2 separate regions of the Homo sapiens genome follow, and region 1 is linked to region 2. A link is an interaction called in ENCODE POLR2A ChIA-PET data of the cell type or tissue named here. Cell type or tissue: OCI-LY7. All regions are shown on one strand.

Evidence for each region. ChIA-PET counts read pairs that join two places held together with the same protein. Peaks named below come from ENCODE experiments on the same cell type or tissue, not always from the same donor. Only the 100,000 strongest peaks of a DNase experiment are listed, where the experiment ranks them.
Region 1: POLR2A ChIA-PET joins it to region 2 with 5 read pairs; 9 of 35 experiments call an interaction of 5 or more read pairs at or near these places.

Annotation. Positions count from the first base shown.
Region 1 is chr7:24,982,886-24,987,885 of GRCh38, reverse strand. No RefSeq gene overlaps it. Among named protein-coding and RNA genes, the nearest start is that of OSBPL3, 5.2 kb to the right of the region's middle. In OCI-LY7, a CTCF peak has its summit at 4,740 (motif pointing left); no DNase peak of the experiment used is centred here.
Region 2 is chr7:24,880,533-24,885,532 of GRCh38, reverse strand. All of the region lies in intron 2 of OSBPL3 (oxysterol binding protein like 3), which reads left to right. Among named protein-coding and RNA genes, the nearest start is that of OSBPL3, 97 kb to the left of the region's middle. In OCI-LY7, no CTCF peak of the experiment used is centred here; a DNase peak (open chromatin) is centred at 2,062; H3K4me3 peaks cover 1,114 bases; H3K27ac peaks cover 4,165 bases.

The DNA of each region.
Region 1 (5,000 bases), 100 kb before region 2:
TAAAGGAGGCAGCATCTTTCCGTTGTCAAGTTGCTACAAAATTATCTCTGTGACCTGAACACTAGCACATTAACTCTAATAACATCTCTGCTCACTGGGCCTGGAATGGGCATCCACCTCCCATCTCCCCAGCTCCAGCCACCATTCAAGTTTATTCTTTGGGATTCTGTTTATTCATTCAACGAATATTTGAATGCTTACTAGGTGCTAGGTATTGAGACAGGCACTGAGAGTGTGAAAGTTGTCAGAATCAAAATGGAGTCATTTGTGTTAAAAACTCTGACAAACAGAGGTGGGGAAAGCCATGAAGGGAGAGTTCCCAGGCTTGTATGCCTGATACCCAGAACTGTCCCCAAAGACTCTGCAGAAACCACAACCTTGCACAAAAAAATACCTCTGCAAGGGTGTCTACCCAGCAACTGCCTGTCCAACCTCAAACTGGCACCACCTTTGTTATTGATCCTTGAAGCCAAGGATAATTATCTCAGAAACAATTAATGTAATGCTCTTCACTTTTCCCTTAAAAGCCTTTACCTCCCTGAATACACACATAGGTGACTATGGCACACATACTCCCACTGGAATGCCCTATCCATGAATAAATATCATTTTCTTTTAGAGAGCCTCTCTGTTTGTTATTTAGGTTGGCAGGAGACTAAAAATATACATGATCTTCACGTTGTGGAGCCTACAATCCAGCTAGAAGACAGAAATTAATCAGAAAAATCACAAAAAATAAACATAATTTCAACTGTGATAGGTTCTACCAAAACAAACAACTCCTCCACACCCCTCCAAAAAACACACACAACTTAGTTTCAACCAGAGCAATGATAGGCTGAGTTGACCTGACTGTGAACGTCAAGGAGGACTTCCCAGAGGAACAGATGACTGAAGGAGGTCTGAAGGAAGTCTGCGTTAACTAAATGAAGAGAAAGGAACAGCATATTCCAGCAGAGAGTGGGGCAAGTTTGTCCCAATGCCCCATGCCTGGAAGGAACAAAGTCCTGGAAGCAGATCAATGTGGAGAAAGGGAAAGGAAGAAGGGGGAACTTGACACAGGATGAAGCTGGTTAGATGTCAGACCACGTGGAACGTTGAGAACCATGTAAGTAGTTTAGTCTTTATCCTAAGAGCAATGGGAAACTGTGGAAGATGTTCATGATCAGATTTGGGTTAAAAAAAAATCACTCTGGGCCAGGTATAGTGGCTCATGTCTGTAATCCCAGCATCTTGGGAGGCTCACGTGGGCTGACAGCTTGAGCCCTGGACTTTGAGACCAGCCTAAGCAACATGGTGAAACCCCATCTCTAGCAAAAAATGCAAAAATTAGACAGGCATGGTGGTGTGTGCCTGTAGTCTCAGCTACTCGGGAGGCTGAGGCATGAGTATTGCTTAAGCCTAGGAGTTTGAGGCTGCAGTGAGCCATGATTCTGCCTGCCACTTCACTCCAGTTTGTAGGGTGGAGTGAGACCCAGCTTCAAAAAAAAAAAAAAAAAAAAAATCACTCTGGCTTCAGAGTAGAGAAGGGCTTATAGTAAGAGCAATGGTGGCTCCTGGTCTGTTGCAATTTTCCAGGCAAGAAACGATGGTGGTTTATACTACAGTGGTGATGTTAGTGGATATGGAGATGGGAAATGAGGGGGAATTCACAAAGGTCTTCTGGGTTACTCTATAAAAAAGGAAACATACTCGAAAGCATAACACATAACGACTTTTTCTGCCAACATATTTGTTGGAGATTTGGAGGAAAATATATGGTGAATGCTGTGGCTTGGATCACTCAACTTCTAACCCAATTTCCTTCTAATATGCTTTTCTATAGTGTAGAGGCCAGAGAGATAAAATTGCATTGCAAATCCCCCGCAGTTAGATTTGCAGATGTGGTTTAGAAGGTACCAACCCAATGCACTTACATAAGACATGAATTCAGGAAAGAGGTAATAAAGGAAGAAGCAGGATTCAAAGCACACTTTTTGCTGGTGTGGCTTGTAACAGAAGGAGTAGGGTTCTGGCAATTCTGCCAAATCTTTCTGATTTGACAGGCGGCCTCCTAATGGTGGCAGGAGCTATGGCAATTGGCAGCCCAGTTTGGCAATGCCTGGCACATAAATGCTTAAAACGCATGGGCTATTATTATTACACTTAGGATATACAGCAGATAATAATATAGTATGTCTATGTGCTACAGAGACAGAAACTAAAGGATAATTAAATGCTCACCCCAAATTCTGAGGTAGTTCAGTCGTGAAGGGAATATTGTTTCATGGTTTAATAATGTGTATGACATTGGTGTCCCTAAGCCCATGTTATATTCCTTTTTACAAGTAGCCTATGCTTCACAGTATAACATGCTAACAAACCTGATTCTGTCAAATGCTTGGGAGAAAGCTAGCCTGTTGAAACCAAAGGAGGCCTGGGTGCAGTGGCTCATGCCTGTAATCCCAGTTCTTTGGGAGGCCAAGGCGGGCAGATCACTTGAGCCCTGGAGTTTGAGACTAGCCTGGGCAACATGGTGAAACCCCATCTCTACAAAAAATACAAAAGTTAGCCGGGTGTGGTTAGTGGTGGTGTGTGCCTATAGTGCCAGCTACTGGGGAGGCTGAGGCATGAGAATCACTTGAACCCAGGAGTCAGAGGTTGTGACAAACCAAGATCACACTGTGGCAAGCCAGGTCTCACTAATGCAGGCCTCCATAACAACTGTTTCAGTACTGACTGAGTGGATAATTTAAATATTAAAAGCCAGTGCCCTTATACAAAGGCTGAGGTGTAAGAAAAGCCCACCAAGAGTTTTGCCTAGGCCTTTCCTGGGACTTAAAGCACGACAAAATAATGAAGGAATTCTTAACAGGACTCATTTAGGATTAAACAAGTTTTATTGTGGGTCTGAAGAAACTCCCCAGGCTTCCACAAACAAGCTTATTGGGGGGGTTGGAAGGAACTCCCCAAACTTCCATGCTTTAGCAGGAGACAAGATAAGGGTAATCATTCCAGCACCTGGACCCATTTAGATTAAGTAAATTTACTCAGGCTCCAGAGGAAGGTCTTCAGGACTCAGACCTTAGTTACAGATTAAAAGAAGTTAATTACTTATGTGTTAGATGAATGCATACTTACATGTAGACATATAACTTAGGAAGTATATAAGCTCTGGAAAACTTTGTAATTTGGAGTTGGTCTGGCGATGATCTCCAGGCCTTCTCCCCGTACCCAGTTGCAAAAATAAAAACTCTTTTCCTCCCCAGTTCATCTGCATCTCATTATTGGGCCACGAGAAATAGCAGCCCAACACTTAGTTTGGTCTGGGAACACCACCACGGCACTCCAGCCTAGGCAACAGTGAGATCTTGTCTCAAAAAAAAAAAAACAAAAAAAGAAAAGAAAAGAAAGGAAACTAAAGGTGAGCAATCTTCCTCTAGAATGTCCCAGAAATTGTAAACAGCTGATGAAAAACAATTTAGAATTAGAATAATCTGTGACTTTTAGTTGCACTGATCGTATTGACTTAAACTAAGCAGGAAATATATCTGAACCAGGAAAACTAACAATGTTGCAACTTCCTCTACAAGGATAACTTTACTGTAATAAATACATTTTTGTTCAAAAGTTAAAAACGTTAACAAAGACATGCAGGAAATGGCTCTCTGCTCCTAATTCCCAAAATAATTTCTCTCTGCTCTGAACACATTTTTGGTACCTCTTAGGACATCTTCCATTTTTTAGCTTGTGTTGTAGTTATTTATGTCCACATCTGATCTGCCCAATATAGAAAACTACAAAAGCACTGAAGGGACACTCACTGATTCATTTTTATTCACTTTAAAGTGCTTGCTAAGAATGATCCCTTACACAAAGCAGGCAATCTATATTTAATAAAGGAATTGGTGAATTTTTGAACAATCCTTGTCAAGAATTATACTAACAGTTGTAAAAGAATGCTTACAAGGTGTTCATATGCAACTAAATACTTTGATTCATTTTTCAGATAAAAGTGAAGGAGGAAGAAGATGAGTAGGGCTGTACAGGGTGGAGAGGGTGGCAACTCTGCTTTAGACAAGTGTTTTTCCCACTTTCCATAGGCAGTAGATGTGGCAAAAAGATGGCTCTTTAAGAGGAGACTTAGCCTCTGACCATTCATAGGCTGTATGATTATGGTCAAGACACTAGCAACTTTCTGGGCCTTGCTCCGCCACCCCTTCATAAAAGAAGTTGATGAAGTGATAAACAATAGTTCCTCCTCACTTGTAATCATATCAGAAGACTGACACTATTAGGGATCTTAAAGTTCATCTAGCCCCAGAATGGCAATTCAGCATTATCTTACATGCTGATCTTGGCCTATCAGTGGCAGCTTCTCGCAGTGTTGAGAACGATTCTGAGGCTCTATTTGGACTTAGCGGATAAGGCAGCCTTGACTGCCATAATGATGTCTGCTACAAGGCGGGAGGAAAGTGGCAGCAAATAAGTCAAGATGTGTCATCCCTAATTTAGCCCAATGCCTTCTCTTCACAGGAAAAAAAATGAGACCAGAAGCTTTTGAGTCTTTTGAGTTTACCATGTGCCAGGCACTATGCAAATTGCTTTTACATTCACAATTGTATTTAATCCTTAGACAACTTTAAGAAGTTAGCATTATTATCATTCCTATTTTACAGATGAGGCTTAAGAAAACAAAATTTGCCTGAGGTTCACACCTTAGAAACCCATATCCATAAGCATTTCCCTATATCGCCTCCTGCAGGCACGTACTATGTGTTATGCCAGTGGTTCTCATCAGGGGGGATTTTGCCCTCCAGAGGACTTCTGGCAAAAGTCTGGAGATTTTTTGTTGTTACAACTGGGGAGGACAGGGTGTTCCTTGAATCTAGTAGGTGGAGGCCAGAGATGCTGCTAAATGCACAAGACAGCACCCCCCCAACCTTTACCTCCAGCAGGAAAGAATTATCTCCCTAAAATGTTAATAGAGCTGAGGTTGAGAACTCTGCACTAGACTATGC
Region 2 (5,000 bases):
CATACAATTATGCAATTCACTCTTGTCACCCTGCTGTTTCTGGGCTGAACTACAGTGGCTTGAACTCTCCCAGGGTCACCTGATGAGAGCTTATTTATGCAGGGTATTAGATTATGCCGCACTCCAGAGAGCCCAGCCTGGCTGGGCTCAGGGCCGGAACTCATAAAACAGGTGAGTGGAATGGGGAAGAATTTGCCAAGGAGGGAAAAGTGAATTAACACTTTAATAATGTCCAGGTGTTTATCATTTCAGCTGTCTGGGTATTGAAAATGGTTAGTCCCATTTCTTTCTTTTTTTTTTTTTTTGTTTTTGAGACAGAGTCTCACTCTGTTGCCCAGGCTGAAGTGCAGTGCTGCAATCTTGGCTCACTGCAACCTCTGCCTCCTGGGTTCAAGCGATTCTCCTGCCTCAGCCTCCTGAGTAGCTGGGACTACAGGTGTGCACCTGTAGTACCACCATGCCCTCAGGTGATCCACCCCCTTCGGCCTACCAAAGTGCTGGGATTACAAGTGTGAGCCATCACACCTGGCCCCATTTATTTCTTTCAATTTCATAATGTCTTTAGAGATACTAAGATTTAGCATCTCTAAATTTATTTCAGTATTCAGTATAGGCTGAATAAACACCACAAGAAAGTCCAGTCAAGGAGGAGGGACCTTGGAAACATCGTGGTTGTCTCACACTGTTCTATGATGATCATAGAAGAGGAGAGGCAGCGAGCATGAACTCTGGAGCCAGATGGCCAGTGTTTGAATCTCCGGCTGTTTATAAGTTGTTTGATCTTGGACAAAGTTAATACCCTCTCTCTGCCTTGTTTTCTTATTAGGTGTAGGTTGCTTAGTTTGAAGAGCGCCTGTAGTAGGAAGTGCTATGTAAGTGTTTGACAAATAAACATTCGCCTTTTGTGAGCAGAGGAGTCCCGGGAGCCCTTAAGCAATGTCACAGCTGCTTCCCTGCTTCATCTTTTCAGCTGGGAGGTGGGTGGCACAGTGCAGGGGCAGGCAGCTTGGCTTGTGTCTAGGCTGCTCTCAGGAAGACTCAGCATGGGACACTCGAAGTGAAAACTCTCCGATAGCATCTTCACAGCTCATAATATCCTTTCATGCTACCCTTTGGAGTCTCAGCACAACTCAGTGGGGTCTGTAATGTTTCCCCCACTGTGGAAAGGAAATACAGCCCAAAGATATTAACTGATTTGTTTGGAGTCCCATGGCTAATAAATGGTAGGTGACCCGGCAACCAACTGTTTGGAGAGCACTGGGTTTCTTTAGATGCTAGAAGACTTCTTCAGAAGTTAATTCAAGTTCCATGCCTTATGTACAAATGGTTGTTATTTAAACAAGCCTCCCTCAGCTCACATCTTTATGAATGCAGGGCCAAGAAGAACGTGGATGATTGAAGTAGCCTTAGGATCCCTGTTTGCCTGGAGCTGTTTTTTTTTGTTGTTGCTGTTGTTGTTTGTTTGTTTGTTTTCTAGTGGACCCCACTGAGAAAAATAATTAACTATATAGTTCTTATAGTTTTCTAGATTCTCATTTTCTGGGCCTTTTACTTCTCCTCCTTACTGCTGACCTTTTAGCCACCCCTATGGTTATAACATACCTCAGAGGCAGGAAGGCTGAAGAAATAAGACTGAGCTCTCAATATATTTCCACTCTGAGTAAGTCTTATAAGACACAAACAAACATTTGATATCAGAAGAGGTTAAAGTATCAGCTCAAATGACATATTTGAGTTGTCAGGACTTCTTTGTTCCTCTCCACATCCACAAATGACAGACTGTCAGCTGCATTCCACACTCTGAAGATCACGAGAAACTGAAATCTTAAAACACTTCCAGAAAGTTGCTGAACTGTCTGTATTGTTCTGCAATCCTGGAATAATAATCACAGCAAATATATTTGGGTGAGATTTAGAAATATTACTTTGATGAAAACTGCATGGGATGCCTTAAGAAAATAAATATATTTATTCATGGTTGGCAGTGGGCACATTTAAGATACAGGAAGGCAGAACCCTGGCCCAGATGCTCTGGTTGAGAGCACAGCATAGCAGCTGTACAAGGTAATGGAATGTTCTCAAGAAGCTATTGATGCAAATGTGAACTGAGCTGACCGATTCAATAGCTCTTTCCTGGGGAGGGGAAAGTCTGCTTCAGTAATTTGATAATATTAAAATACTAAAGGTCCAGAAGTGACAGTGCAAGAAGTAGGACAGAGGCACAACAGAAGACTTCCCTAGTGTCATCTGATATCCCTCTAAAACCTACACCCTGGCCCTACCGTCAAGTTCAGCTGTGTTTTCCACTGCATCTGTTCACAAGCCCACATCACCCTAAATCACCTCCTCTCTGTTCCTACTTCAGATGAATCACATTCCTGGCACATCTTGGCCCCGTGGTCCCTGGGGCCCTGTGTAGTGAGCTGAATCATAAAAAGACATGTTCACTTCCTACTTAATTAAACTAAAAAGTTTCTGCACAGCAAAAGGAAAACAGTGAACAGACTACCTGCAAAATGGGAGAAAATATTTGCAAACTATGCTTCCAACAGGGAACTAATATCCAGAATATACAAGGAACTCAAACAGCTCAACCACAACAACAAAAAACAAATAATCTCATTAAAAAACAAGCAAAGGACATGAATAAACATTTTTCAAAAGAAGACATACAAGTGGCCAACAAGTATATGAAAAAATGTTCAACATAATCATCAGGGAAATGCAAATCAAAACCACAATGAGATATCATCTTATATAAGTCAAATGACTATTAATACAAAGACAACAACATGTTGGTGAGGATGCAGAAGAAAGGGAACTCTTTCACACTGTCAATGGGAATGTAAATTAGTACAGCCTCATCAGAAAACAGTCTGGAGATTTCCCAAAGAACTAAAGAACTACCATGTGATCTACTGGGTATCTTGCCAAAGGAAAAGAAATAAATATATCTAAAAGGTACCTGCACTCATATGTTTATTGCATCAGTATTTACAATATCAGAGATATAAAATTAACCTGTTTCCACCAATGATTGCATGGATGACGAAAATATATACACACATGGAATACTGTTGAGCCATCAAAAAGAGTGAAATCATGTATTTTGCAGCAACATGGATGGAACTGGACCAGGTCATTATCTTAAGTGAAATAAGCCAGGCACAGAAAGACAAATATCACATGTTCTCATAAGTGAGTGCTAAAAAATGTATTCAGGTGGACATAGAGAGTGGAATGATCTAGATAATGGAGACTCAGCAGGTGAGGGTGGGGGAGGGAGGAGGGGGAGAAATTAGGTAATGGACACAATGTACGTGGTGATGGATACCCTGAAAGCCCTGACTTGACCACTATGCAAACTGTGTATGTAAGAAAATTGCACAGGTACCCTATAAATATATACACTGTTTTAAAAGAAAAAGATGTATCCACATCCTAATGCTGGAAGCTGTGAATGTTACCACATTTGGAAAAAGGACCTTTACAGATGTAATTAATTTAAGGATTTGAGATGAGTAGGGCAGCTCAGATTATCCAGGTGGGCCCTAAATTCACTGACAAATGTCCTTATAAGAAACACGTTCGGGAGAAGACAGACATAGAGGAAAAGGTGATGTGATGGTGGAGAGAGAGATTGGAGTGATGCAGCTACAAGCCAAGCCATGCCATGGAATGCTGGCAGCCACCAGAGGGAGAAGCAAGGAATGAATCCCCCTGAGATCCTCCAGAGGGAGCGTGGACCTGCCAACACTTTGATTTTGGACCTCTGGCCTCCAGAACGGCTAGAGAATAAATATCTGTTTATTTAAGCCACCAAAGTTTGTGACTGCTCATCAAGTTGGCCTCAGGAATCTAAGACACCCTGCTGCTTACTGTGTGTCATTTTTTCTGGGAGTCCCAGCTCATGTGGATCTAGGCTTTGGAGATTATGCCTGTCTGAACTCCTGCAGCAGGTTTGTGTGAATCTCCCATTTGACAATTTACAAATTTTCAACCTTGTGGTATCCCTTTTATTAACATTTGTAATGTATGTTAGCTTTTTGAGATCCAGCACTTGATTTTACATCTTTGTATCTCTAGTTCCTGATAATGAGCTTTGGACCTTTAAGCAGGGACCCCCCTATTAAAAAGAAGCTCCGTTACAAACTGGACTATAACATACTTGGCACTAAAGTCATTCCTTCTTTGATTTGTAAAGTTCTCTGAGATCTTAACATTGTCACTAGGTTCTCATTATGAGAACCAGTTATTGTGTAGCACTGTGAAAATAATTCACTTCTGATTTGGATCAAGATAAAGAAGAGTTTATTGTGCTAAACTTCTGCCACCTACTCCTGTGATTCTAAGTCATGCATGTGTTGATTAGTCAGAATGTATCTCTGCTTTGATTGCAAATTTCAATTAGCTCTGAAAAAATAGTTTTGAGCACTCTGTAAGAGAGAGCACTGTTCTCAGCTGGTGCTGTCCAGCAAAGCAGTGGGTCTCCTTGAAGAGTCATGAATGCCCTGTAGTTGGCATACAAGAGTATTATATCTGAGTGCAGAGTCTGTGATTCTCTTCTGTGCTCAGACACCAAAGGGCAGGGCTCTGTGACATGTCACTGAAAGGTTTTTTTTAAATTAAAATATAATAAAGGTAAAATATTAAAACAGTCCTGGGTGATATAAAAAGGAAAAATATCTCACCTCAGGCCCCAGTCCCATTCACACAGGAGCCTGTTTTGGAGTTTTTCTCCCCTTCATACAAGGTGTGTGCTCATGAGTTGGAGTCAAAAGACCTGGGTCCTGGTCCTTAAAAGCCCCTCACTCATTTTTCGCAGCCCCAAACAAATCACTCAGCATAGATTCCTCATCTCTAAATGAAAGAGCTGGGTAAATGACTTCTTCATTCTGTGTCACACTCTGAGACTTAAATATTCCATGATGGTACAGGAAAGCCAATCATTATGGTGTACTTTGAAGGCAAGAGAAAAACTCAGAAGAGACCCTTGAGTC